6 separate regions of the Homo sapiens genome follow, and regions 1, 2, 4, 5 and 6 are each linked to region 3. The links are chromatin contacts, found by Hi-C or POLR2A ChIA-PET in ENCODE. All regions are on one chromosome and are shown on one strand. Each heading gives the region's core, a stretch centred on a gene start or an enhancer-like site at or near the end of the contact. The rest is flanking DNA. Distances are from core to core; before and after follow the strand shown. Region 1 holds the start of SPSB2 (splA/ryanodine receptor domain and SOCS box containing 2). Region 2 holds the start of VAMP1 (vesicle associated membrane protein 1). Region 3 holds the start of NECAP1 (NECAP endocytosis associated 1). Region 4 holds the start of USP5 (ubiquitin specific peptidase 5). Region 5 holds the start of LPCAT3 (lysophosphatidylcholine acyltransferase 3). Region 6 holds the start of ZNF384 (zinc finger protein 384).

Region 1 (3,226 bases), core at 643-3,142, 1.2 Mb before region 3:
TTTCCTGCTTCGAGTGTGCCCACCTGGCTGAAAGGGGAATTTGAGATACCCGGAAGTTCTGCCTCCCAGATAAGATTTCACACATCCCTAGTCAGAGCTGGGGGTGAAGAGCTGGCTAAGGCCCTCTAAACAACAGGCCAAGGTGGCTCTGACAGTGGTGGAGCTGGCCCAGGCTTTGACTCCAGAGGCTTGGGAGCTGGGGCTGAGGTGAGGAGGGATGGCCCTCCACTCTACAGCCCACACAACTGCAGAGAGCAGCTCCAAGCCCTGGACCCAGTCAGTTCCTGGGGAGGCTCCTCCCCTGCTGCCCCACCCTAAGGCCCTGCCTCCTCCACTGCTCTCCTCCCTGGTGCCCAGGGCCCCAGTGTCTCCATCCAGAGGTGTGGCTGAGGAAGGAAGTAGGTATGTGGCACAGAGACAGGTTAGAGCCCAGGGAATCCGGTATACAGCCTGGGTACCTGGCTCTGCCCATCCTTCTTTTGGACCTGTACATCAAACCCAGTACCTAACGCTTTGCACCTCTTGCTCAGGGGTTGATATCTCCTGAATTCTCTCATCCCTGCAGTTCCTCCCTCCATTCTGAAGGTTCACCATTTACTGGCCAAGAGAACTTGAGAAAGTTGCTTTCTCAAGCCTGTTTCACCTCTATTGCTGTTGGGTTAAATTAAATAACAGCTGTGAAGACCCCTAGCCTTTCCCAGCACTGAACAGAGGTTGAGGCAGGCTGGATGAAGGTCCATCCCCTCTGCTCTTGTCAGAAGAGTTTCCATCCCAAACCACTGCCACCAGGGACAGAAAGTTCTCCCCACGTCTGCCCCAGGCCTCACCTCTCCTTTCGCCCAGGTAGCGGATGCGGACCTGGCACTGGCCCCAGACAGCGCTTACTGCCGGATAGAGGGTCCTGCCCTTCAGTCCGCGGAATGCTGGCCCCAGGTAGGTGCCCCCAATAGCGTAGCCCAGAGTTCCCTCCTCCATGTCCAGAACCACCAGCAGTCTCTCTGGCACCTCCAGCTGCTCACCCTGAGTTCCCGCTGGATACTGGGGGGCTCCGGGCCCCTTGCTCTGATGGTACAGCTTCCCCCGCCCGATGTCCCAGCCCCACGACTCGCTGTTGCTGCCCAGCAGCGCCGCGTAGTGGTCAGTCTGCAGCGGGGCGAGGGCCGTGGCCACGCCCACCACGGCATGCGTGCCCCTCTGCTCTAGGGGCCAGCTGATCTCCCAGGCGTGCAGGCCCCTTGAATAGCCCCTCTTACCCCGGGCCCCATCAGTGCTCTGGGCCACGGGCCGCCGCTCAAAGTACAACCCTCCTTCCTTGACCTCGATGTTCTCTGAACAGTCTTTGGGGTTCCAACCGTGGCGCCGCTGGGCCCCCAGGTCAGGAGGGGGTGCAGACAGCAGCTCTTCCAAGCCCTCGGGACAGGAGAGGTCAGGGTACAGGGCCTGTGGCGTGGGGGTGCTGCTGCTGCCCCCTGCCAGAGCTGTCTGGCCCATGGAGGTGAGGAGCTAGAGGACTCCCCGAAAGAGGCTTGCTGGGGCGTCTTTCTCTTCTGAAAGTTGAGCTCCAGTTTGGATTGACCTGGAAGGGAGCTGGGAGAAAAGGGGCGTGAAGAGCAGAATCCTGGCGGGGGCTCGTCACCCAGGTACCCCATCCTTTCACCCAAGTTTGCCAACGGGCCCGCTCCTCCCTCCTCGCTGCCCCAAAGCTCCTGGGCCCTTCATCTGCCCTCGCCCCATCTGATCCAGGTCGCCAGAGACTCTCGCGAGTTCGCCCCATTTGGGCCTCAGCATGGACCATCCCCCTTACTCGCCCGGAGCCCTCGCCGCTGCCCCCGAACCTCGGTTGACTTCCCAGCCCTGGAGGTCGCCGGGCCTCTGAAGGAGCCGGGCGGAAAGAAGCCGAGGCGCGCAGGGCGCAGACCGCCGGCCGCTTCCGCCCCCAGCTCCTCCCTTGGGCCGAGCCCGTCCCGCGGCCCCGCCCCTCCAGGGCCCTCTGGGGCTTAACCCTCTCATCGCCGCCCACGGCCGTGCAGCTCCGAGGCCACGCCCCTGTGGGGCCCCGCCCCCTCCTGGGCAGTTACCGCTCTATACCGGCAGCAGCCGCGGAGAGCATGCCCCGCCCCCGTGGAGCCCACCCCGGGCGGTTAACCTCGGGTCTCAGTCCCGGGCTGTGACCCTCCCCGAGGCCCCGCCCCCACGGCGAAGGCCCGGGGCAGTTAACCCTTCTCTTGCTGCGGCAGAGTCCGCACCCGGGCAGGCCCATCTCAGAATTAACGCTTTGATGGCATCACCGCGTCGGGAATCCCTGGGGATGGTGTTCTCCACCGTCAAGACCTTTGAGCCGCCTGAGCGACTAACTCCTGCGCCCCTGAGGGTAAGGAGCATGGGGTCAAGGAGGGGCTTCATTGTGCCGAATCCCATTTCTACTTCCCTGTGATTCTGGGTCACTGTTTCTGGGCTGGTCCCTTTCTGCCCCGGGTTGTGAGTCAGCCTGTGCCACCTCTGAGGCTGTGAAATCTGCTTCAGGCTCTAGGCTGTACGCATCATAGTTCTCCCTGCTGGTCCAGTCTTCATACTGGATGCCAATCCATTACTGAGCCGTTGATCTCATTTGGTAGAGTGTCCTGATTAAGACTTCGAGTTTGAGTGAAGCTATGCCACTAGTTAACTGCGCGATCTTGGGGAAGTTGCCCGATTTCTCTTTTTTTTTTTTTTGAGACAGGGTCTTGCTGTCACCAAGGCTAGAGTGCAGTGGCGCCATCACAGCCCACTGCAGCCTTGACCTCCTGGGCTCAAGTGATCCTCCTACCTCAGCCTCCCAAGTAGCTGGGACTACAGGCATGTGCTACCACACCCAGCTAATTTTTAAAAAAATATTTTTATTTTTATTTTTATTTTTTTCGAGACAGAGTCTTGCTCTTGTTGCCCAGGCTGGAGTGCAGCGGCACGATCTCGGCTCTCTGTAACCTCCATCTCCCAGGTTCAGGGGATTCTCCTGCCTCAGCCTCCTGAGTAGCTGGGATTACAGGCACCTGCCACCACGCCTAGCTATTTTTTGTATTTTTAGTAGACACAGGGTTTTGCCATGTTGGCCAGGCTGGTCTAGAACTCCTGACCTTGTGATCTGCCTGCCTTAGCCTCCCAAAGTGCTGAGATTACAGGTGTGAGCCACCACGTCCGGCCAAAAAAAAATTTTTTTTAGAGACAGGGTCTCCCAAAGTGCTGGGAT
Region 2 (3,316 bases), core at 296-2,795, 1.6 Mb before region 3:
TTCCATTTCCCTCTAAGGTGCAAAGGAGGTAAAGCAAAGATAGACACAAAGTCATGGGAGCCACAAGACTCTTGTCCTGCCACTGAGCTAGCTAAGCAATCTAGCTCTCGACTTAAGGCAGAAAATTCAATGAGTAGGTAGCAGCCAGTGTTGGAAGCAGTCCAGGATGGTAGCACCAATGACAAGATTAAGGTCAGAGACCTCGTGATGCCCCGCTAGCCACCACGATTTTTCTGTTGCCTTCTGTTCATCCCACGTAGATACTATCTGGAAGCCCCCTCCCCAAAATGAAAACAACTGGAATTCTACGGCTTGCCCAAAATGCATAGAACACTCATATCTGGTTAAAACCATAGAAATCAAAAAGAAAAAGTGAAATGGCTATGAAGTATTTGCAAGGCCAATTTCACTTACTACTTGTTGGGAGTTGGAAACACTCAACAGTAAAATATCTAGGGATAATTACAACCCTTATGTAACACAAGTAAATCTTTCCCTTTTTTGTCACTTAGAGAAGCAACATAAATACATCTAGGACCAGGCCAGGGTAGTAATCAGAAAGAAAAATCTGTATTAGACATATTGAGGTCTTGACAGAGAAGTACTTCGTTTGTTTAGCCGTAGTTTTCCCTCAAGATCATGCGAAGGGGGTGATGTTGAAGACTGCTGGAGACTAAACTGTGTGTGTTGGAGGAAAGGGGGAAAGCTCAGCTCTCCCTATTTCTCCTCCAACTATTTGGTAAGACTCGGTGATAGAAAAACATCTCCTATACGAATGGCCTTGGTATGAACAGCCGCTTGGGATGACAGGCCACTATCCCACTACCCCTTGAGTCTTTCTGAGCTGCTCACCTGGTGCCAGAGAACTGGCAGATAAGTTTCTGCAGCTTTGCTCACTGCCATGAGGGGGGCTAGACATCACACTTTGGGTGAGGGGTAAACAAATCCAGAGATTGTAGGGCAACATAAGTTACCAACTGGCAGTTGCACCCATGACTGTCTTTCCTGAGGCGCTGAGTAGTGATTTAGCCAGATGACAGAAATACCTTTCGAGTCCCCTGCCCAGTTGTCTCCATCCACCACCCCCAGCCCCCGCCCTCTCCGAGTCTCCACTATACCAAAACCAGAATGAGGCGCCACTCAGACGAGAGGAGAGGGTGCAATGATTGTGGGACCCCTGCGCCCCTGCCCCGCCCGTGGGGTGCTAGCTGTGGCTGGTGCGAGAATGGGGTGCTGGCCCCCCTCCCTGGGGGTGGCCCGGTCCGGAAGCGGCGCGCGGTGGTAGTTCCCCGCGTTGCTGCAGCTGCTGCATTGCGCCATTTTCCGTCCCGCAGAATCGGGAGCTTGGGGCGAGAGTTGTCAAGGAGGTGCCGAGCCCCCACACCAGAGTCAACTCACATTTTTCTGACAGAGAGAGTGAGGGTCTGTTCCTCTCCGGAGGCTGCGGCGAGACACCCGGTGAGGGACGCTGCGGCTGAAGTGGACGGAACTGCCAAGCTCCGCCTCGCGCCGACTACCCCGCGGTCTAGCTGCGCTGGAACTTACTGCAGCTGCCGCGCCGGCCTCCGCCTTTATTAGTGCTGACCACGCCTCCCGGATAACGGTGACAACCCCGCGGCCCAATCCATGCCCAGGACGGTCGCCCAGCGCTACAGGCCTAGCCCGCCCCGCCCCTGCCAATTGCCAGTCACAACTCTCCTCTCATCCGACTCCGGAAAGGAGCGGTTGCTGTGAGGATCCTTCAGTGATCAATGCGACCATAGTTTGCGCTCCAGTCTGGCGGAGGGACGGGGCGGGGTGGAGATGAGGTCTGTCCCTTCGGAGGGCGCTTCAGCAGTTTGTTAGGCATTTGTGGTGCCTCCCAACCAATCGCTAGGCAGTTACTGAAGACCGTGCCCGCCCCTGCCCCACCCCGCGCCGGGACTCGCGCATTCAGCTGGAGGCGGCGGCTTCCTGGTGCGCGCCCAGCCCTGGTGCCCTGCTCTGGCCCTCGCTCCGCACCACCGCCCCGCCTCTAACTAACGCTCTGAGAGGGTGCAGGAGCCTCGAGACACAGCCACAAGCTCCTGGTGCCAGATACCGGATGCGGGGTTCCGTCCCACCAAAGCAAGCACGAAGCTTTCGTTCATTCGTTTCTTTCAACATAGCCTTCCTAAATTGAACTCCCTCCCAAACCTGCTCCAGTCGAGGTTACCACATCGACTCAGTTGCCCAGACCAGAAACGTGGAAACCATCCTAGATTTCCTCCCCTTCACCTTTACCTCTCCCCCAGTAATCTGCCAAATCGAGTTGATTTTTCCTTCTTGGCATTCCAGTGATTATCTCCCCTCTGCTCACTATTATCCCTTTCCTGGACTCCATCAGTTGGAAAATTCACCATTATTTTATGTCCCGCTAAGAAAAAAGGTTACAAGGCCGGGCGCAGTGGCTCACACCTGTAATCCCAGCACTTTGGGAGGCCGAGTCAGGCAGATTACCTGAGATCAGGAGTTCGAGACCAGCCTGGCCAACATGGCGAAACCTCTGTCTCTACTAAAAATACAAAACAGCCAGGCATGGTGGCGGGCGCCTGTAATCCCAGCTACTCGTGAGGCTGAGATAAGAGAATCGCTTGAAGCCGGGAGCCGACGGTTGCAGTGAGCCGAGATCACGCCACTGCACTCCAGCCTGGGCAACAGAGCAAGACCCTGTTTCAAAAAAAAAAAGAAAAAAGGTTGCAAATTATCTGTGACAAATGCTTTCCTTACCACTTAGCATTTTTGTTTTACATGTATTGAAAATATGGGTTTATATACATACCGATTTCTATATTTCACTCTTGTGCATGCATAAAAAGGGAAATAGAAAACAATAACATGGTAACTATCCCTAAAACTTCACAGAGACTGATTGTTAATGATTCACTTTTTTGACTCAGTCTTGGATGTCCACTAATTTCCACGCAATGTAGTCCTCTGTGCATTTCATAAGGGCTTTGGTGATGCAGCATTTCCTAAGAGTGTTCCTCTCCAGGCTCTAGAGTTTTCTTCCAAGCCTCAGACACCCATTTGGCAAGCTTTGATGCTCATGAGCAGGTATGACAAATATAGTTTGACTGCTGTCTGACTAATAGCTAAAGTGAAACATCCCAATTAGAAGATATTGAAATGCAAAAAAACAAACAAACAAGCACACACAAAAAACCCAAGTGCCTCCTAAGATCAATGATACATCATTCTGCTTCCAGTCTTGCCATCCTTTACATCTATTCTCTAAAAAGTCCACCAAAGTTATCTATCCAAATGTCACAAGTCTTCTTAAGGAAACAATTGCACT
Region 3 (3,228 bases), core at 146-2,645:
CGTGCCAATTTACATTCCTGCCAACAGTGTATGAGATTAGACTGTTCCTCACGTCCTCGCCAGGGATAAATGTGGTAATTCTTTTTGAAATTTAAGATATCACTTTCCAAGGTGGAGCAGACAAATTAGAGGCAGGTTTGCTTTTTTTTTTTTTCTCATTAAACTTTTTTAATGGGTCTCAAAATTCTGTGACAAATTTTTGGATGTTTCCATTAAAAAGTACTGATTTAAAAAACTAATAACTTAAAACTGCCACACGCAAAAAAGAAAACCAGTGGTCCACAAAACATTCTCCTTTCCTTCTGAAGAAGAAAACCAGTGGTCCACAAAACATTCTCCTTTCCTTCTGAAGGTTTTACGATGCATTGTTTTCATTAACCAGTCTTTTACTACTGAACTTAAATGGCCAGTTGAAACAAACAGTTCTGAGACCGTTCTTCCACCACTGATTAAGAGTGGGGTGGCAGGTATTAGGGATGATATTCATCTAGCCTTCTGAGCTTTCTGGGCAGACTTGGTGACCTTGCCAGCTCCAGCAGCGGTGAAGACTGCTGCTGTTGTAATGAGGCAGGCTTGAGTTTCTGTCTCAGTTTTGCCACTTGCTATCTGTACTGTCAGGGTGTTGTGGTTAAGTTTACCTTTGGGGCGCAGAAAAAGCATATTTATGGTGAGAGTTCGGTAGCATTTATCATTATAATAGAACTGGGAGCTAATATAGGCCATTAGATAGTTCATTATGCTTCCGATTTTATCAGGAATTGGGTTGATCCCACGTATAGTCTATTTAACAGGATCAAATTTTCCAAAAAGATAATCGGAATACACGCCGAAAGTGTGGCAAAACATTTTAACAGGTGTCGTCCTGAAAAATCGGAGATAAAGAGTGTAAGGCACTAAATCAAGTTGGGTGTTTTCAGCGTTTAGACTCTGGAGAGTTGAAATCCACGGTGTCTATGACCAGATCATACATCATTCTCTGCAGGTACCTCGTCTGGGACTACCGGCTGGAGGTTGCCTCTTTTCTGCCAGGAGACTACAGTTAGGAAGTGACTCCTGTAAGAAAATCCGTCACGATTCAATATGGTCCTCGTCCTCGTAGGACACTCCAGGCACCTGCCTAGAGTAAGATGGCGCTTTTCGTAAGCACCTCTCCAGGACAGAGATTTCCATAACGAGAGTCACGCACTTGCAGGCCATCTTTGCCATTATCCAAGACGGTGAGCCGTGCAGCCTCATCGTTTCCAGGTTTCAATATGGCTCCCCGCGTCACCGAAAAGGTTAATCTCAGAAACTAACTTGAACTCGCGCGGAAGTGACGCAACAGAAGTTGTCGCGCTTTGCATCTCCGCCTCCCGTGCTCCGCCTCCGGTCTTACGTTTCGCCCCCGGCAGCGCCGACAGCGGACCCAAGATGGCGACCGAGTTGGAGTACGAGTCTGTGCTGTGTGTGAAGCCAGACGTCAGCGTCTACCGGATTCCGCCCCGGGCCTCCAACCGCGGTTACAGGTACTAACCCCGAGGCGCTGCCGCACACGCGTACTCTGTCGCAGATGACAGCTTCCTTCTCAGCTAGCACGCTGTCCGTCCCTGCCACTACTACCTCTGTATTGTCACCTTGCTAGCCTCCCTACCTGGGTTGTCATCTCCCTGACCACCTGCTCCATCTCCACTCTGGACTGTCATCACCATATTTCTGCCGTTTTTTTTTTTGTTTTGTTTTTTATTAAATTACCACTCTGCGTTATTCCACTCTGCCTCTCCCGTAATCCCCTGGGGCACCCATCTGCTCCCCATCATGCACTTTCAGTCGTGCTTGCTCCATTGCCAGTCCCCTTTCATTCGCTCTTCCCTGCGTCCTTCAGCTTATCATCCTCATCCTTTCTCTCTCTCTCTCTCTCACACACACACACACACACACACACACACACACACACACACACCTTTCCAGTTCCCCATGCACATTTATGGGTAATCGTGTTGCTTGCCACTCTGGATTATCTGATTTATTTTTTGTACTGTTGTCAATTTCGTCACCAACTGTCATCATCCACCATTCGGTTTTTCCTTCAGCAGTTTTACCAGTGAGCAAAGGTTATGATCATAAGCTTTACAACGGTTGTTCATTCTGTTTCTTCTCATTGTATTTTCTTGATGATTATATAGTATTTTCTGTCTTCCTTCCCTACCTCCCTTCTTAACCTCTCCTACACCTTTTCCCTCCAAAGTTGAGGCAGCATTTTTCTCTGTTGGGCCTAACTACCTACCTTGTAATCCAATGACTGTGAGGTTCTGAGGATGCTATAGGACATTATGTAGTTGAAAGACAGTTCACTGGGCTTCATGTTAAACCATATGAGTGTGAGCCCTTTCCAAGCCTCAATTTTCTCATCTGTAAAATAGAAAAAAAAACCTGTTAGTGATGATACCTGCGCTCTTATAATGTGCTTAACAAGGGTTTTTGGGAGAGTAAAATTAAATCATATAATGGATGTGAAAGAATGTAGGAAATGCAATAAAGCAGTTACAAATACTATTTGTTTGTTCTTTTTTTTTTTTTTTTTTTTTTTTTTGAGATGTAGTCTCACTTTGTTGCCCAGGCCGGAGCGCAATGGCTCAATCTCAGCTCACTGCAACCTCCGCCTCCTGGGTTCAAGCGATTCTCCTGCTTCAGCTTCCTGAATAGTTGGGATTACACGCATGCACCACCACACCTGGCTAATTTTTGTATTTTGAGTAGAGATGGGGTTTCACCAAGTTGGCCAGGCTGGTCTTGAACTCCTGACCTTGTGATCTGCCCACCTTGGCCTCCCATAGTACTGGGATTACAGGCGTGACACCACGCCCAGCCGTCGTTTTTTTTTTTTTTTTTTTTTGTTAGAGAGGCAGGGTCTCGTTCTATCATCCAGGCTGGAGTGCAAGTGGTGCAATCACAGCTCACGGCAGCTGTGTACTCCTGGGCACAAGGGATCCTCCTACCTCAGCCTCCCAAGTTGCTAGGGCTACAGGCATTGCCTCACAATGCCTGGCTAATTTTTAAATTTTTTTGTGTAGACAGGATCTTGATATATTTCCCAGGCTGGTCTCGAACTCCTGGCCTTAAGTGATTCTCCTGCCACAGCCTCCCAAAGTGTTGAAATTACAGGTGTGGGCCACTGCACCTGGCCAAGATACTGTTCTTATTCTTCTCTCTGACCCACATCATCATTGTGATTTTTCCTCCTGGCATTTA
Region 4 (3,184 bases), core at 66-2,565, 1.2 Mb before region 3:
GGATGGGAGTGCGCAGGATGCCAGCACTAGGTGAACGGGGGTCCGCCACTCGAGCCAGATGCTTGTTGTGCGGCGGAGGCCGCGCTGGTGTGACTGGGACGCTCTTGGCTGAGCCCATCTCAACCAGGAGTTGCAGGGTGGGGGCAAGGGCCAGCCCGGGACGAGGAGGGAATGCCTGTGAGAAGTGACTCAGGTCTCAGCCCTTATCTCTTCCACGTCGGACCTTCAACCCTAAACCACCCTGTCTTCCCAGTTTCCAGTGAAGAAACTTCCTGGCGAGGGACCAGAGGCCTCTGCGGAGTTAATGACTGCTGCAGCTGACAAAATGGCTCGTTCTGGGCCTGCTGAGCCCTCTAACTTATTTATTAAATTATTCAAATCACTTACCGGGCCCCAATTCCACCTCTGGATGCACAACAGCTCGTGGCTCAACTCCCGAAGTTACCAGTTTCAAACTTCCCGCCACGCCCCCTGCCCTGACCCTATTGGCTGAGCCGACGTAGTTCCCATAGGCCCTCCACGTAAGACCCGCCTCGAGCCAAAGGAAGCTGTTGGTCTGGGAGAACGTCTATCATGGTGACTGTAGGTGTCAATGGACTGATGCTAGGCTTGCCCAGGGGTGACGCCTCCTTGATAAGGGTACTTCTGTTCAGTATCGGCCTGCGAGCCGTCCGTGGCAGGCTGAGGAGTGCCAGTCTTCGCTTTCGAGACGTCTAGTCTCAAGAACGAATTATTAAACAAAATAGAATCATGAGTGATTACACTATTATGCGCACATCCAGCTGGAGTTGTGATGGTTTTCCTGAGGCGAGCGATAGTAGCTTTATTGGTTGACAGCTGTATCAGTCACTCGACACAACCCCCTCAAGCTCCGCCTCACTGGATACCCCCTTTACAAATACCAAGACAACTGTCCCTCGACTTTCCGACCGGACAGGTCCCCAGGAAACTTTCTGGAATTGAGAGGCCTAAAACAACCGTCAGTTCCTGCTCTTCAATAGAAGGCACGCGAATGGACTCTAAGGGTCCCGGAGCCGGAGCAGCTGCGGAGCCGCAGCAGCTGCAACCCCGAAGCCCACCTAGCTGCTCTACGTGCGCTCCCGCCCTGGAGGAGTGGGATTGGTTCTTTCAACCATCAATTGCCTTAGGAGCGCTTCTCATTGGCGTCAGTCAAGCGCGGGGCAGGGGCGGAGCACCGGCAGGCAGGCTCCGTCCAACTGCCATTCTCGCGCGTCGTCTCCGCGGCGCATGCCCCTAACGAGTGGCGCTCATTGGACGGGAGGGGCAGGGGAGGGGACTGGGAACGGTGGGAGCCGCCGTGTGTGGAGAAGCTGCTGCCGGTGTCATGGCGGAGCTGAGTGAGGAGGCGCTGCTGTCAGTATTACCGACGATCCGGGTCCCTAAGGCTGGAGACCGGGTCCACAAAGACGAGTGCGCCTTCTCCTTCGACACGCCGGTAAGCCCATTCCCCACGCCCGCAACGAGCACGACTTCCTTCCATCGCCCTGGTCATTCCGCTGGGGCCTGCAAGGCTTGGGCTACCGCCTCCCTGCGATGCACCATGGGACTTGTAGTCTCCCACGCTCCACTCTGCCGTTGCCTTTCATTAACTGCGGCTGTCGTGTGACTACCGTCCCCGGAAGCCGCCGCGCTCACCTCTCCGGCTCCCCGCTTCGTGGAGCACTGTGGGCATTGTAGTCACTCACTGCCTTCGTTGCCGTTCTAAGCTAGGGGCGCAGCCCGACCGTCGGACTACATCCCCCAAGTGGACCCTTGAGAAAACCTGGCAGTCGGCCTTGTCTGCCGCGCACGGCTCTCCGGGTTTTGTAGTCTCGTGTAGGAGTGATGGGGACGACTCCCCACTGTTCTCGGCCGGGGTTGGAGTTGGGGGGTGGGGACCGCAGTTCCTAGGCGGTTAATAGTCTGGGAGTGGACTCTCAAGAAGTCCGATTCTGAGAAAGGCAGAGAGCCTCCACCCCGTGGTTAAAACAGACAGGGGGCGGGGAGGGGAGGAAAGAGGAGAGGAAAGCTCTAGTCGTTTCTCCTTTGAAGTGAGCAATGGCCGCAGCCCCCACCCTTCCCCCCGCCCCCCAGCCTATCACAGACAGCTGAGATAACCCCTTTTAAAGTATTCCTAGAGAGGTGGTTTCTTTCTCGGAGGATGCTAAGGCCTCTTTCCCATCCCGCTCCCACTCTTGGCTAGTTACACAAAGCCACCTCCCACACCATGCTTCACGTTTTGCAGGCTCCACCTGGTACCTCCCTTCCTGCAGTTCTGCCTTCCCTATGTCACCCTCAAGCGGAGGCCCTTTGGGGCCTGAACTGAGAAGGCAGCAGCTTGGTTGGGATCCGCCCCCCTCACCACCCCTCCCCTCAAGCTGCTGTGCCCTGCCCAGTGTATTCTGCCAGAACCAGCTCATGGCCTGAAAACTGCAAGTCAGAGTGGAAAGCCTTCATTACTGCATCACCAGTACTGAGTAGAACAGCATGATGTGAGGCCCAGTTCAGGATCATCACTGTGATTTGTGGTTTGCTTGGTTTGCTAGGCTTTGATCTGGGCCTCAGACAATGTGCTGCTTCTCTGAAGTCTGGCTTTGGCAGAGGTAAAAGAGCACTGCGCGGAGCAGAGCTCCGGGGTTCCCAATCCTTGGTGAAATCAGCATCTTTAATTTCCAACAGAGGAGTTTAATCACTTCAGAGCTCCCACATTCTTCCCAGGAGGGAAAGGTTTTTCTTAAATTACCAGCAGGTGGTAGAAGTCAGTGGGTCCCTCTTTACACTTTTATTCACTCCTGTCTCTCTCCTTAGTAACTGCTTTGAATAATCCAAAAAGGGTTTTTGTAATCTTCTGAAACTTTCCCTTTTTCACCCCAAGTCAAGAGATTTTCAGTGTGCCCTAGTTCTTTGCTAACCAACTTCCAGCATATTTGGTTACCTTCAAATTGGGCTCATGGTAGAAAGAGCTTAGTTGACCTCCCCGGTGAGAAATGCTCTATTTGTTCATGAACTTGCAGTACACACTGTTCCTAGGAAGTGGTACAGAGCAATCTATGGGACCAAGAACTACCTTAGACAGTGCACTATTTTTCATATCACAGCAGAGAAATGTTCAAGGCCACTGAGACTTTTATTCCTGGAAGAGGATGTCTGTTGTTGCTCAAAGCCTTGGATCTGAGGGAAGACC
Region 5 (3,302 bases), core at 458-2,957, 1.1 Mb before region 3:
GGTGTAGTGCAAATAAGCCTAGACTAGGGTGCTGATAAATTTGGATGATGTCTGGGTGACACTGAGCAAACTGCACAACCCCAGTTCCATTCCATCTTTAAAATCTTACGATTCCACAGAGGAAGAAAAAGGTGATCTTTATTTGGAAGAAAGGAAGATCTTGGTTTGATATGTAATAGGAAAGTAACAATGCTATTAGGCAAGGTTGTTTAAATATGAATTAATGCCTATCCCATTATCTAGATTGGGTTAACACCCTCTGGTGATATTATATATCAGTGTTTCTACTGAATACTGGATAAACGCCAAACTTCTCTCTGGCATTTAAGGCTTTCCACACCTGCCCAACTTTATCTCAAACTTCTCATGGTTCAGACCTCTAACCCTCTGCTCTAGCCCCAGTCCTGTTTCCTTATCACCACTTACAGCTTTTGCTTAATCCTTCCCACTCACCCGCTCCTAAAGTTCTATAACCTTCATAAAACGTTCCAACTGCTTAAATTTTATGTATATATATGTACAGGTACTTCCCAATCTTGGCCCTTCTACAGGACTTTATGGCAATCCTATGTGGTAGGCACTGTTGTCCTCATTTCATAGATAAGGAAATTAGGCCCAGAGGGTTTTGCGGCCTGCGTAGGGTCCTTCAGTTTGTGAGCAGCAACAAGGCTGGATCTGATTTGTTTGCCTTCAAAACCCATACTTTTTTCCATTGTACTATGCTACCTCCATGTATTAAACCATGGAGTGAGGATGCGGTAAAAAAGCCTATAAACCAGTTGTAATACAGCTTGTTGTGGCATAAATTCAGATACACCACATCCTTTGAACCACACGTGTAATAAACGCTTGGAATAGTATGGATCGATTTTAAGGAGGTTGTTAGTCCTGTTTCCCAAGTCCAGCATTAAAATGATATTCCAGGGTAAATGACAGGTAGGTGGCTTGGAAAATAAAAAAAGCAACATGGTATAAAAAGAAAATAGTAGGACTGGGACAGAAAAGAGACGAAAGTATAATATAAGCTGGCAATAAGCAAAACAGGCGCTCAGAATATGAAATATGGAATATGGGGCTGAAAAGGCCGAAAGGGCTAAAGTTAGGGGCCCTATGCCTACCGATGAGATGCGCGCGTGTGCGGGGTGGTTATTAATGACAGAGCAGGACACATGGCCAGACAGTGGAACTCAACAGAGCGACAAATAAAGACAGGTCGTGGGAGCAAGGGTAGAGCCTGGCACAAGAGGGCGGGGGCCCGACTGAGAGGCCAGAGGGCATGGCAGGGGTTGAAGAGAAAGATGAAGAGGTTCAGAGGGCACAGCGCCCCAGACTCGAGACAGGACTTCTGTCTTCCCTCAGTAGCTGTTGGTGTGCTTCAGGATTCACACCCGCACCCGGCACAGCCCTCCCGGGTGGCTCCGGGAAGAGAGGGAGGTCCTGTCCCCATTCCTCCCCTACTCCCCGGGGACTCCGCGAGGGGCGGAGGGAGGCAGGAGGGTCCTTACCCAGGAAGATGGAGATGATCAGCCGCAGCGCCTGTTCTGACGCGCCCAGGGACGTCGCCAACTTGTTAAGGCTCAGCTCCTGGAAACCCGACTGCAGAACCCCCGCCAGCGCCACCACAGTCCCCTCGTCCCCCTCCGCTGAGGACGCCATCTTAACTCCGGGAGCCCCACAGGGACCCCCCAGCTCCGCGCGCCCCGAATGCGGGCAAAACGCTATCGCTTCACCCCCAATTCCGGCTCGGGGCCCGCCCACGGCGTGCGCATTGGCTGGAGGCCCGCCCCGCGGCGCCAGCTCACCCCGTTATTGGCCGACCTGCGCAGAGGGCGGGGCCTAGCGCGGCAAGGTAGGAAGAGGGCGGGTCTGAAGGTTTGTAAGGCAAAGGTGACTCCTGCCGAGAATGCACACGGGGAGGCTCAGGGCTGGGCGGGGCTTGGCGTCGGGACCCAGAGCTGCCATTGGAAAGGTCTGAGCCCGTGGCCCGGCGACAGTTCAACTCCGTTCGAAATGCTCCCAGGAGGAGCCCTCCGGGGCGACCGTCCGGCCGGCCGGTTCGCTGCCTTCCCATTGGCTGAGGCGGGAGCAGGCGAGAGTCTGGACGCGGGGGGGCCGCCCGCGCGCGAGGTTACTCCCGGTCGCCGGCGCTGGGGTTACTGGGGCATGTAACGGGGAGGCGGGAACGCCCGCGCCGCCTTTCGCGCGCCCCCTAACGGCGCCTCCCGGCCCGTTCTTAAATTCTTAGGTTGTTAGACTCGTCGCCTTCACTCCCGGAGGTTCAGCGGAAAGCCCAGTGCCCCAGGAACAGACATTGTCTGCTCCTTTTATTTCATGGATCCCTTTTCCATGCAGTTTCCTGTAGTAAAACATGACCTTCCCCCTAGAGGCGATGAAATTAAGATATGCCTATTTAACACTTATTATTTTAATTAAAAATTCAAATAATTTTGCACTGAGTAATACATGTTTATGATAAAAGTTATAACAGTATAGAAATGTAAAACAGAAGAGTCCTGTTTCCCCTCCCTGCTTTTCATTCTCACTTCCTACAGGTAATCCTGTTAAGATTACGCCAAAAAAAAAAAAAAAAAAATCTGTCGAGCACTTACCATATGCCAGGGACTGTGCTGGGCTTGGGAATAGAATCAGGAGCCCAGAGCCACGGAGTGGGAGGATGCACAAATAATAGCATCAATTAACGTGTTATTGCAAGAGAAGGTAAGTGCTCTGAAGGAAAGGGTCAAGGTTCTGTGAGAGTATGTAACAAAGGAATGCTAAGAGTTTCTTGCAATAACTCTTAGTTACAATAATTTGTGGCGCATTCTTGTAAAATTACAGCTTATACTTCTGTAGCACTTGCACTTTATAAAGCACTTTCATCCGTATTATTTCACTTGCTTTGGCTGCGCAATAGAATATTTATTATGATGATGTCCTCTTACAGACACAGAGGCTTGGAGAAATTAAGAAACTGGGTAAGTTCCTTTACAAGTAAGCGGCAGACAGAATTTAAACCTAGGTCTGTCAAATTCCCTACCCCTACTCCCATTTTGGGCAAGATTTTAAAAAACAAAATATTTCATTCACACGGAAAAGTAGAGGATAATATAACTTCTCCAGGTTAAGAAACAAACATCACCTATACATTTGAAAAGCCGGTATATCCCTTCCTGAGGGCATTTCCCTCCTTCCTTTCTCAGAGGTCACCACTTTGCTGACTTTGGTATTTATCAATCCCATGCCTATTTTAATACTTTACATACAGCATATATCCAGAAAGGAAAATTAGTATAGTTTTGCAT
Region 6 (3,379 bases), core at 253-2,752, 1.4 Mb before region 3:
TGGACACAAGGCAACACTATTCAGTGGCTTCACCTGAGCATTTCATATTTCATTCCTGATGAGCATTAGTAGGAATGGAAAGTGATGGGGGATAGCGCCAACTTTTTACACAAAAACTTCCTGACCCTCAAGAGATAATAGAAAAAAACTGATTTCTCTCCACAACAATCTCAGCATTACAATTGCTATTACTTTAAGTATTCTATCACATTGTGAAACACACACACGCCCCATTTGGTTGTGACCCCTTCTCCCCCAAAACCAGAAAAGCCATTAACCCAAAAATCATCTTACCCTCTCTCTCTCTTCCTCCTGCCGTCTTATTCCTTCTCCTTTCCAGGGCTCCTGAACTTTCTGTAAACAAATTGTCTAGGTTACAGGGGCCAGGCAGGGTGCAGCCACCAGAGAACTGTGGAGAACCTCAGGAATTATTTGTCAGCAGTCAGTCTGGAAGGCAGGCAGACCCCCCAGCCAGCAATCCAAAGACGGGTGGATATAATAACAGCAGTCTAGTGCTACCCTCTACGTGGATACAAGAGAAATAAATCCAATTCCCAGAAACTAAGACGAATTCTATCACCAGCGTTTGGGTTTCACTCCTAGGCTCAGAGACTGGTCCTTGTTCGTTCCCAGGCCACAGGTAACCAGGGGTCAGAGAACATTAGAGATGGAGGAGGAGGAGGGTCTGTGCCCCTGAGGAGTGGCTTCAGAAGGCAAAGCTGAGGGCTGGGGGATGCACAAGACCTTGTGGCAGGCACAGTGCCAGTTCAGGCCCAGCCACTTCCTCTAGCCTTCCCCCCACTTCTTCGAGGACTTCGCCCCCTGCCTACCCGAGGCCTTGTGCCAAGAAGTACCTCCCTCAGCCTGCACCGTGGTCTATCTACTGGAGACCCCAGCTGTCCCCTCAAAACCTTCGCTCCCCTGAGACAGTTCCTGGGAGCCTTCTCCTGATGTCGTCCCCTACCCCTTTCTCAAAGACCCTTCCTTGGGACGTCCCTCCTTCCCCTCCAGGGAGCTGAACTCTGCCACCCACCAGACAGGCACCCGCCCCCTAAACCCCCCCATTCCTTCCCATCGCCCGCTCCTCCACAACCACTTCCGGTTCCGGGACGGACACACACACAGTCACATCGTGGACCCCCCCTTCCCCGCCTGCCCAAGGAAAAGGGGAGGGGGGAGGAGCAAGCAGCTTGGCGCGCGCCGGCTGTAGCGGCGCGAGACTCACCGGGCGGCGACGGCTGCGGCGGCGCCAGAGCCTGAGCCAGGGCGCGGGAGGGGCGGCGTTTGCTGGGAAAGGAGGGAGCCGAGGAGGGTGGGAGGACCAGGAAGGGGCGAGGGAGGGGAAAAAGCGCAAGGCGCAGCGCGCGGGCACGCACTTCTGGAGCGAGACAGACCCACACACTCACACGCACGGAACGCGCGCGAGACACCCGCAGGGCGGGGGCGCGAGGTAGTGGGTGGCCCCCCCTCCTTGCTGCCCTCCCCTTGCACTCACCCGGAAGTGGTGCTGCAGCTCGTGCTCCCGCGAACCCCAGTTCCTCCACGCCCCCCTCCCTCCCCCCAACAGGCTCAGAGAAGAGCTCTGCGGAGAGAAGGCGGGAGCGCCGGAAACGAAAAGGGGGGAGGGAGGGAAATAGCAATGTAGGGGGGGCGCTAATGGAGAAAGAGGGGCGTGCAGAAGCCGAGTCACTTCCGGGAGTGGCTGGAACACTTCCGGCGCCGCTAGCGCTGCGAGATATTCAGGGCAGAAGTTACGATAACTCGGGGCGGAAATAGCTTCTGCCCAGCGACTGGGAAGAGGGGATGTGACGCTATAGCGGAAGTGAAGGCGGGTTCCGCTAGGGGCAAAAGCTGAAACCGGAGGACTCCGGCCCTGAGCTTCCGGAAGGGACATCTGGGGAAGGTGGGGGGGTGGAAACGCGACAGGTTCATGAATTATCCATCAAGGTAGGAGAGGAGGTGTGGGTTCTTCAGATGCTGGGACCCCGTTTCTCTTCCCTCTGGATGTTGAATAAGCTGATGTAGGAAATTACCATTATTTTTTCTGATACCCCCAAGAATGTCTCAATGCTTTGAATATGCGGGAAAGGACTAGGACGTATCCTTGTTTTTCGGAGGTCCCTACTTAGGTCCAGTTAGAAACTCTCCCAGCCATCAAAATCTGTCTCTCTGACACATCCCTTACTTTACTTTGGTCTTTTCTTGTTGCCCATACCCACATCTCTATCCCCTTACCCTGTTTTACTTAAATATAGCACTTATTACTGCCTGATTTATTGTTTGCTGTCCACCTCTCCCAACTAAAATATTGGCTACAGGACAGCGAGGACTGAATTGTTCGTTGCTGTATCCTCATATCCTGGCAGTTAAGTGGTCTGTAAACTCTTGTTGTATAAATGAACTATAGTTCATTATGAACACCTAAATATGAACCCTTTTAGGAAGCCTTGCCTGATTGCTCCAACCTGTAATGGTCCCTCTGAATTCCCATAGTATTTAATACGTACCTTTTATTGATATTTTAACTATTTCATACATGTGATTCCCCAGCAAGATTGTCAGTTCCTCATGGAAGGAAATACGTTGCTTTGCTGAGCATATAGTAAATGCTGAATATGTTGTTTGAACAAGTGAATGCTGTTACAAGCGTGCACCCCGACCTGGCCAGAATCCCCCTGGGCTCAGCTCTAAGCAGAACTGAGGTCTCTCCTACTAATGGTAAGAGCCTCTTGCTGAGAAAAATAACCTTTTTTTTTTTTTTTTAAAGACAGAGTGTCACCCTGTTGCCCAGGCTGGAGTGCATTGGCGCCATCTTGGCTCACTGCAACCTCTGCCTCCTGGGTTCAAGCGATTCTCCTGCCTCAGCCTCCCTAGCAGCTGGGATGACAGTCGCCCGCCACCACACCGGGCTAATTTTTTGTATCTTTAGTGGAGTCGGGGTTTCACCATGTTGGCCAGGCTGGTCTCGAACTCCTGACCTCAACTGATCCACCTGTCTCAGCCTCCCAAAGTGCTGGGATTACAGGCGTGAGCCACCACGCCCAGCAAAAAATAACTTTAACAGAAATAATTATAATGCTCATTTTACAGATAATGAAAATAAGCCTGTAAAGGATTAAGTGATTTTTTCCCCCAAGGTCAAAGCAAGAAAGTAACAAAGTACGCCTTTAAATATTTAAATAGATGATGCATTTCATTGTAATTGTAGTTTGTATCTTTTTTAAAGTGTCTGTTCCCTTTATCACATTTTTGGGCTCAGCACTCAGTCTCTGTTGACTGAGTAGCAACAGTTGGCAGAGTAAGGATTTTAAGGGCTCAGATGTGACCAGACCTATTGCTGTGTGGGTTAGAGATTGCTGATTCAAGAAACCTTGACATC

Evidence for each region. Hi-C counts contacts between places; a loop is a spot of excess contacts on that map. ChIA-PET counts read pairs that join two places held with the same protein, here RNA polymerase II (POLR2A). Pooled maps may share reads with other maps.
Region 1: a pooled map shows a loop between it and region 3 (8-fold over the local background). The contact joins the promoter of SPSB2 here to the promoter of NECAP1 in region 3. A Hi-C loop is called at or near these places in 7 of 50 pooled maps.
Region 2: a loop to region 3 is called in a map with no recorded cell type, with 6 times the contacts of the local background. The contact joins the promoter of VAMP1 here to the promoter of NECAP1 in region 3. A Hi-C loop is called at or near these places in 1 of 37 single-sample maps with no recorded cell type and 2 of 50 pooled maps. POLR2A ChIA-PET finds 5 or more read pairs at or near these places in 1 of 52 experiments (naive thymus-derived CD4-positive, alpha-beta T cell).
Region 4: a loop to region 3 is called in a pooled map, with 15 times the contacts of the local background. The contact joins the promoter of USP5 here to the promoter of NECAP1 in region 3. A Hi-C loop is called at or near these places in 7 of 50 pooled maps.
Region 5: a pooled map shows a loop between it and region 3 (10-fold over the local background). The contact joins the promoter of LPCAT3 here to the promoter of NECAP1 in region 3. A Hi-C loop is called at or near these places in 1 of 37 single-sample maps with no recorded cell type and 9 of 50 pooled maps. POLR2A ChIA-PET finds 5 or more read pairs at or near these places in 3 of 52 experiments (A549, activated CD4-positive, alpha-beta T cell and activated T-cell).
Region 6: a loop to region 3 is called in a map of naive thymus-derived CD4-positive, alpha-beta T cell, with 4 times the contacts of the local background. The contact joins the promoter of ZNF384 here to the promoter of NECAP1 in region 3. A Hi-C loop is called at or near these places in 1 of 168 maps with a recorded cell type or tissue (naive thymus-derived CD4-positive, alpha-beta T cell) and 7 of 50 pooled maps. POLR2A ChIA-PET finds 5 or more read pairs at or near these places in 1 of 52 experiments (HCT116).

The regions. Positions count from the first base shown.
Region 1 is chr12:6,871,411-6,874,636 of GRCh38, forward strand. SPSB2 (splA/ryanodine receptor domain and SOCS box containing 2) reads right to left here and starts at 1,893. Exons shown (of 3, transcript NM_032641.4): 1 at 1,836-1,893; 2 at 828-1,587. The coding sequence starts at 1,491. RefSeq lists silencers at 553-672, 1,853-2,302 and an enhancer at 1,223-1,462.
Region 2 is chr12:6,469,132-6,472,447 of GRCh38, forward strand. It overlaps VAMP1 (vesicle associated membrane protein 1), which reads right to left and starts at 1,546. Exons shown (of 5, transcript NM_014231.5): 1 at 1,399-1,546. The coding sequence starts at 1,400. It also overlaps a transcript of TAPBPL not described here. RefSeq lists silencers at 1,028-1,077, 1,578-1,627, 1,838-2,097.
Region 3 is chr12:8,080,879-8,084,106 of GRCh38, forward strand. It overlaps NECAP1 (NECAP endocytosis associated 1), which reads left to right and starts at 1,396. Exons shown (of 8, transcript NM_015509.4): 1 at 1,396-1,505. The coding sequence starts at 1,411. RefSeq lists enhancers at 658-1,857, 1,289-1,508, 1,579-1,638.
Region 4 is chr12:6,850,835-6,854,018 of GRCh38, forward strand. It overlaps USP5 (ubiquitin specific peptidase 5), which reads left to right and starts at 1,316. Exons shown (of 20, transcript NM_001098536.2): 1 at 1,316-1,456. The coding sequence starts at 1,346. CDCA3 (cell division cycle associated 3) reads right to left here and starts at 452. Exons shown (of 6, transcript NM_031299.7): 1 at 388-452; 2 at 1-175. The coding sequence starts at 118. RefSeq lists silencers at 458-507, 1,178-1,287, 2,258-2,307 and enhancers at 668-947, 954-1,914, 1,018-1,067, 1,338-1,977.
Region 5 is chr12:7,016,769-7,020,070 of GRCh38, forward strand. LPCAT3 (lysophosphatidylcholine acyltransferase 3) reads right to left here and starts at 1,708. Exons shown (of 13, transcript NM_005768.6): 1 at 1,506-1,708. The coding sequence starts at 1,656. RefSeq lists a silencer at 2,059-2,318.
Region 6 is chr12:6,687,873-6,691,251 of GRCh38, forward strand. ZNF384 (zinc finger protein 384) reads right to left here and starts at 1,503. Exons shown (of 12, transcript NM_001385745.1): 1 at 1,226-1,503; 2 at 295-354. RefSeq lists silencers at 1,352-1,461, 1,542-1,621 and an enhancer at 1,355-1,981.